2 separate regions of the Homo sapiens genome follow, and region 1 is linked to region 2. Evidence: chromatin contacts called from ENCODE Hi-C or POLR2A ChIA-PET data. All regions are on one chromosome and are shown on one strand. Each heading gives the region's core, a stretch centred on a gene start or an enhancer-like site at or near the end of the contact. The rest is flanking DNA. Distances are from core to core; before and after follow the strand shown. Region 1 overlaps LOC105369575 (a long non-coding RNA gene). Region 2 has its middle 30 kb from the start of ADAMTS15.

The links. Hi-C counts contacts between places; a loop is a spot of excess contacts on that map. ChIA-PET counts read pairs that join two places held with the same protein, here RNA polymerase II (POLR2A). Pooled maps may share reads with other maps.
Region 1: a loop to region 2 is called in a map of endothelial cell of umbilical vein, with 2.1 times the contacts of the local background. The contact joins two enhancer-like sites. A Hi-C loop is called at or near these places in 1 of 168 maps with a recorded cell type or tissue (endothelial cell of umbilical vein) and 4 of 50 pooled maps. POLR2A ChIA-PET finds 5 or more read pairs at or near these places in 1 of 52 experiments (OCI-LY7).

The regions. Positions count from the first base shown.
Region 1 is chr11:130,737,355-130,741,065 of GRCh38, reverse strand. LOC105369575 (a long non-coding RNA gene) reads right to left here. Exons shown (of 4, transcript XR_007062954.1): 4 at 1,685-3,711. Among named protein-coding and RNA genes, the nearest start is that of LINC02873, 66 kb to the right of the region's middle. Within about 2 kb of position 2,270, at least 8 of the 41 ENCODE cell types and tissues checked have a DNase peak (open chromatin) inside an H3K27ac peak, as active enhancers do.
Region 2 is chr11:130,476,680-130,479,968 of GRCh38, reverse strand. No RefSeq gene overlaps it. Among named protein-coding and RNA genes, the nearest start is that of ADAMTS15, 30 kb to the right of the region's middle. RefSeq lists an enhancer at 1,083-2,282. Within about 2 kb of position 1,334, at least 24 of the 41 ENCODE cell types and tissues checked have a DNase peak (open chromatin) inside an H3K27ac peak, as active enhancers do.

The DNA.
Region 1 (3,711 bases), core at 1,021-3,520, 260 kb before region 2:
ACATACTACTTACAGAGTAATAAAGACAAGCATGACAGCAGACTTCTTATGAGAAAATATGCCGACCAAAAGAAAATGGATGAATATCTTAAAAGTGCTGACAGAAAGAACCGTCATCATAGGATTCCCAGGAAATATATCTCTTAAAAATGAAGGCAAAATAGAGAGTGAATTAGAAATAGAGAAAATATTTTTATACAAATAAAAGCTGATAGGATCCATAAACTACAGACCTATATTATAAGAAATATTAGAGAAAATTCTTCACATTCTAATTAAAAAAGCAGATTGTCATATTGGGTTTTAAAAAGCAAGACATACCTATTTTTGTCTACAAGAAATATACAATATGTATAAATATATAGATAAAACGAAGAGGATGAAAAAAGTACCATGCAGAAGCTAATCAAAAGAAATCTGGAATGGCTGTAATTCATATCACACAAAGTAGGCCTCAGAACACATATTATTATGTAGGCTAAAGGGAGACATTTTATAACAAGAAAGAACTCAGTTCATCATGAGTGCATAACAGTTCCAAATGTACATGCACCTAATAATACCTAACAATGTCAAAACAAATAAAATAAAAAATGACAGAACCAAAAGGAGAAACAGACAAATTCACAGTGATAGTTAGAAATTTCAGCATCCTTTTCTCAGATATACAAGCATACAGAAAAACATAGAAGATAAATGGAACCACTAACCACTGTCTTAACTGACAGCTATGGAATACTCCATCCAGCAATAGCAGAACACAAATTCTTTTCAAATGCAGACACAACATTCACAAAGAAAGATCATATCTGGGTCAAAAAATAAGGCTCAATAAATTTAAAGGACTTTAAATCATACAAAGCATGTTTTCTGATCATAACAAAATTAAAATAGAAATCAATAACGAAGTATTTGTTTTCTGTTTTCTATTGTTAAATTCTCAAACTTAATCACAAGAAAAATTAGAAAATAGTTTGAACCAAAGCAAAAATAAAAACCTAACATATCAAAATGTGTGTGTTGTTGCCAAAACAGTACTTAGAGTAAAATTCACACTTTTATATATTTGTGTTTGAAAGAGAAGACATATCTCAAATCAATGATCTAAGTTTCCACCTTAAACTAGGAAAGAAGGAGCAAATTAAACACAAAGCATATCTGCAAATTATACCTCAATAAGCTCGACTTTTAAATGATCATATTCTTTGTCCATTTTGCCTTAATAGTTTATATATTAGCTTGTTGTTTTCTGTTGCTTCTATTTTCTTCATGCTGTAGACTCTGTTTTAAATAATATTCTACATTGTCTATGTGGAAAGGCATAATGCGTCAGATGAGACCCTTGTTCTCCTCATGTCTTCAGCGTCATTGACAAAGTAGATAATAACACACAAAGCATGTAAAGAATTTCTGAATTTTATGGTACAAATTATGGTAGTGAATGACCATGTATTAAGCCCTTACCACTTGCCAGTCCTTGCATGTTTGTTGTTTTATTTAATATCTAGGCTGCAGAGAAACCTTATGGGATTTTGATGGTTTAATTTATGATCACAAGAAACTGCCATTTAAACATTCACCTTCTACAGAATTGTTGGGTTCGGTTTATTTTCTCTGTAATAAATGAGAATTTATTTTCATCATGCAAGAACCATCATGAAAAAGCTTCTCATAACTCTTGGGGTGCATGAGATCAACTTGCTTTAATGAATTATGAGATCAAGCAGAATCAGTTTTGAAAATAGCAAAGACATTTAGAGAAGTAGTAAGATGCAGAACAGGGACGGAATTTATGCCACACTCCACGCAAAACAAACTCGGCCACTACTCCTGTGGTCAGGAATCAATATTTCTCATCAGTTCCAAAGTAATGAATGTCTCTTCTCACCTCATGCTCATTGACCTTCATCTGTGGTGAGAACTTTCTTACTGTGAGACTCCAGTTTCCCTTTCTTTGGTTCTGTTTGGGCGACTGCTACCTGGTTTCAACAGTAACCTCCTAGAAAACAGATTGGGTGCTCACCCCAACGTTAATAAATATCATCAGAATAACGAAGGGGAGTAATTTGTCTACTGATGAACTGATTAGAGAAGACGTCACCACTGTCGTGGCTCTTTCCCCAAATTATAGCTAGGTTTAGGAATTATTTTTTCAAAGGGCTACTCTGAATTATGGGGCTGTAATTCCATCCTGAAGGCTATTTGTGGGTCATGCTTCACTTCTTGTGGTTTATGACTTCAACCCCAGCCCTCGATGGAATTATAACCCAACAGTCACAGAGACTGCTATTTATCATCTGTTTATTTTACAACAAAGCATCAAGTATATTTTGGTTTTATGCTCATGGAGAACACAAGAAGGAGAAGGAGGCAGAGGAAGAGGAGGAAGAGATAGAATAGTTTACCCAAAGCTAAAGCCATGTCTCCCCAGCTATAAAAACTGAATATCAGACAACGGTCCAGACATGTTACCTCCACGATGTTAGCAAACATCTGGAAGAATCTTCTATTTGTTACCATGGAAATAAAGTGCCCAAATGATTGTCCTGTGTCTTTTCTCAGCTGGATATTACCGCAGTAGAGCTTAGATTATGGAACTGAGGGGAAGCCATCGTTCTCTTCCTTTCCTTCTTTTGTCCACCCTGTGCCGATAACAAGCTCTCTGGCAGGAGTTGCGAACAGCTGTATCAGAGATCAGGCGGGGTCACTGCACGCTCAGGCAGGCCGCGTGGATTTGTCTGCTGGTCCCTGCAGTGTGCTGGGCGGGACACTCCTTGATCTCTCCATGCTGTCACCGGGTTCTGCAGTACAGTTGGCTCTGAGCCTTTGCAAACATTCTAATTTGATGCATAATTAATATAACAGTGATTCAAGGCCTAGAGGCTTCTGGGACTAATTAGTGACCCGAATCTCCATGGTAGCGCTGCATTCCATTCTTATCAGTGCCGGGAAGAGCTGCACTCTTAGAAATAATCAGTCTCCCACTTATTACTGTGACACAGCCAAGAGGCAAAGATCATCTTTCCATCCAGTGTGCAAAAATTCCATCAGTGTGTAATCACTTCCCAGGAGGACTGAACTTCCCCTGGAAGAGTCTCACTGAATTAGTCCCTCAAGAACATTTACGTTTCCATATGGGCCTGGGGGGATCTTATTGCAGGTGAAGAAATAAAGACAGTCAGCAAGGGCTTGCTGAGCATCCGCAGAATGAACAACATTGTTCCAGGGGCTCGGAGCTGATTCACAGGAAAATAAAAGACTCAGCTTTCTTTTCAAAGCCTTTGCCATGCAATAACGAAACATATAGTAAGAATGAATGACTTGTTACTCCCATTTCTAACATGGTCCCCCACTGTGTCTCTGCAGGCGCATGGCTCCAAGTGTCTCAGTCATCTCTGCAGAGAACCTATTCAAAGTCTAAGTGAGTTCACCCCAGGAAGGAAGTGGCATTGTAGTGGTGCTGCACCCATCTCCCTTCCCTTCTCACTTCCTGTTGCTCCTCAGCCCCCTCAACAGCCACCTTATTTCCAGCTCACTTGCTCAGGCCCCGCAGGATCTAGACAAGCAGCAGCAAACTATGGACTGTGGCCCCAGCCCAGCACAACAGTCCATTTAATTCAGGTATATATCATCCATGGCTACTTTCACACTACAATGGCAGAGTTGAACAAATGTGACAAAGACTGGATGACCCACAATTCTAAAGGATAT
Region 2 (3,289 bases), core at 85-2,584:
TTAATGCTGGGTGATGGCTATTATCATTATATGATTACTGTGTGCCAAGCACTTAGTGCCAAGACAATTAAAGCCTGCCCTCGAGGTCTTTAGGGTATAGCCAAAGAGACGGACAAGCAATTCGCTCAATGTCAGAAGACGCAGAGGGTGCCATGAGAGCTCAAGATGGGGCACCTGCTGTCACTAAATGTCACACCTGCTGGAAAGATTGAAAGCGGACGAATCTGAAACAAGGGAAAACAGGTACAGACTACGGATATACTCCAGTGAGACATGATGCTGGCCTGCACTACAGCAGCAGCAGTGGGAAGGAAGAAAGGGACCAAGTTTGAAGATATCCTGGAGGTGGAATCAAGTCATGTGACTGGATGAATAATGAGATGTTTGGGGTGGTCTGTGTGGGGTTGGTGGGGAGTCTGGGTGAACACAGGTGGGTGGGAGGGTTATGTATGCAGACGCAGAATCCACTGATGTGTTGGTTTTAACTGAGCAGTGAGATAGCACGTGATCCCCAAGGAAAGCGTATGAAATGCGTGAGCTGAGCAGAGGGCTGCAAGGAGCAGCAGCACCGGGCAGGCGGTGAAGATCAAACAGGACCATGTATGCAGACAGACAGTGCCTACACTGAGAAGCGTCCCCACATTTCCACCGGAGACAGGCTCCTTCATCCCTCTTGGTTTACTGTGTGTTCCCAAGGAAGCCTCTGCGTCACAAATACTCATTGACCACTGACTGTGTCCCAAGCCCTGGGCTCTGGGTGCTGTGTGTAACTGCAGCTTCAGAACCAGGTTCCCATGCACTGCAGACTCAGCCCAGGGAGGGTGCTTAGAAAAGCCATGTCATCCTCCTGAACACATTTCCAGAGCACTCTCAAAGGCTCTTTTCTCAAAATCCTCAACAACAACAAAACCACATCAGGAGTATCTGCTCAATTACCCATGGCAGAGATTCGGGGTACTCCCTGCTGAGGCCAGAATCCCAGTCCCCTGAGGTCATCTGAACTGTTGGTCAGATGTCTGGGACAGCAGTGGCTTAAGGCCCTGGACACTGTCTGGGACCGTGGCTAGGTACAGGAACGGGGAATGATACGAAGGCAATTGTTTCTAACAGCCTAGGAGTACAGCTAAAATCTCATCAAATTCCAGCCATTCCCCATGACAATATTTTCACCCTTTTCCCAAATCCAGTTTTTCACGAGGAGATTCCCTCCTCTCTTCATCTCCCTCTATCTTACCCTTTCTGCTAAAATTGTTCTCCTTTGGAAACAAATAGTTCTGTTTCTTCTTTGGAATGCCTCGGGAGGTCAGGAACTCTTATCTCCTCCTTCACAACATTCTGGTCACTGCTTGGAACGTGACTTACGTTACTGACCACAGCTCAGGAGAGCAAAACAAAGGCAGGGCTGCCCAGCTGAGCACGAAGGGGTGGGCCTGAAGGGAGGGGAAGGTGAAGGCTGAGTTTCTGGCTGCCCTCTCCCTCCCCAGTTTCATGCTTTGGAGCAGCAAACATTTCACTGCTGCCTTCTCACAGCTGCCGGGGGCTGAGGGGTGACACCATGGCAGTGATGAAGGGGGATGTTCTGCTCTTCTGGGATTTGTTGCTGGGATTGCAGGCTTCAGGGCTGACTCATCCATGAGGGCTGGAGACAAGCCAAGGAGCAAAGGAAAGACACTTGGGGTCACACGCGCTGCCCTTGGCCACGCCAGCTCAGCCTGCTGGGGGCTCGCCAGGGTTCACTGGGCAGGCAGAGCACGACCCAGGGGTCGACACCTTTTTGTAATTATCAAGGTTTTTTCTCACTGGGGCAAGAACGCATTCCCCTCCAGAGGATGGATTACAAAGCAAATCGTTCCTACCTCTCTTCAAAGGCCAGCAAATTTAGGAAACTGCTGCTTCCTTCTCCAGAAACTTTAAAATGCAGCCAAGCTTGTTGCCCGCCACACACCCCATTGCCTTACCTGGAGCTCTCCTGAGCCTCCAGGCGCCGCTGTAGTTGGGACCCAGCCTCCTCTGCTTCCTCTTTAATTTGCTGATCCCCAAAGCAGCCCAGAGGACCTTTTCCTTAGAAAGGTTTTACTGGCAATTGCTTCAATGGAAAACAAAAAGGATTACAAAAATAACCCCAGGAATATGACAACATTTTGAGCAATTTTAGAAAGATCTTACAATTGCTGACTTCCAGTTTATACATTAACCCAGACCCCTGCAGTTCCCTTCTGGGCCTTCTGCTAGCTCATAGACTCATGCAGCCTCTTCTGGCTAGTTCTTCCTTCTTCCAGAACCTTCTATCAAGTGCTGAAACTTTGTCCAACCTCCCCACATCCCTCACCCACATGCCTGAAGGGGCAGCTCTCGCAGCTCAAGAGGAAGTCATTCCCCATGGCCTTGCCCTGCTGGAAAGTCAACAGGAGAAACCCCTTCATCTCTGAACCCCAAACTGAAAACAAACCATCAGCTAGCAAAATCTAAACCATAACTGGGCCTAGAAACCCAGACTGCTAAAGCTGAACGTGCCCTAATAGAACACTGAATCTACCCTTCTCACTTTGCAGGTAGGAAATGAGGATTCCAAGAGAGGATCTCAGACCCGCGACCAACACGAGTTTCTAGATGTTCTTTGCAATGCGTCACACCTCTCCCACGCCTGTATATTTGCTAACATTTCCAGACCAGCACAAAACTAGGAAGAGAGAAACATTCTCTCTCCAAAGAGAAGGAACCTTTCCCTCGGGACACTTGGGGTTTCCTCCTAAGGCAGGAGACTGGAAGCCCACAGGACAGGGGCCCCTCTGGCCTCTCCCGTGCCTCGTCCCTTCACCCACGCACGGCCCCAGAGCTTCTCTCAAGCACTCCTGAAACCCCGCCCCAGCGGCCCCCAGGACTGGGCCTTCTGCTTGTCTGCTACAAGGCCCGTCCCCTTTTAACAGGGCTGCTGTCTCACCCTTCAATCTGTTTCGTTGTCCCTTCCTCTGAGGGGCTTTCCCTGATCACTCTCTCCCACACCCAAGCTTTTTTTTCTTCGTTTCTTTTTTCAGCTCCTTCTCTCTGAAAAAGTTCAAATGCGATCAAACGCCCACATCCAAGCTCCCACTCTCAGCATCAGTTGGTGTCTCCTTCACTTGTAGCACGATCTGCCACAACTCTCTGCTTGCTGACTTGAGCTCTGCCTCCTCAGCTAACCTGGGAGCTGCACAGGACCAGGACTGTGCCTGTCAAGGTCACTGCTGTCTCCATAGCTCCTAGCACAGTGGCTGGCGAAGCTGGGCATTCCATGGATGTGAGGAATGCA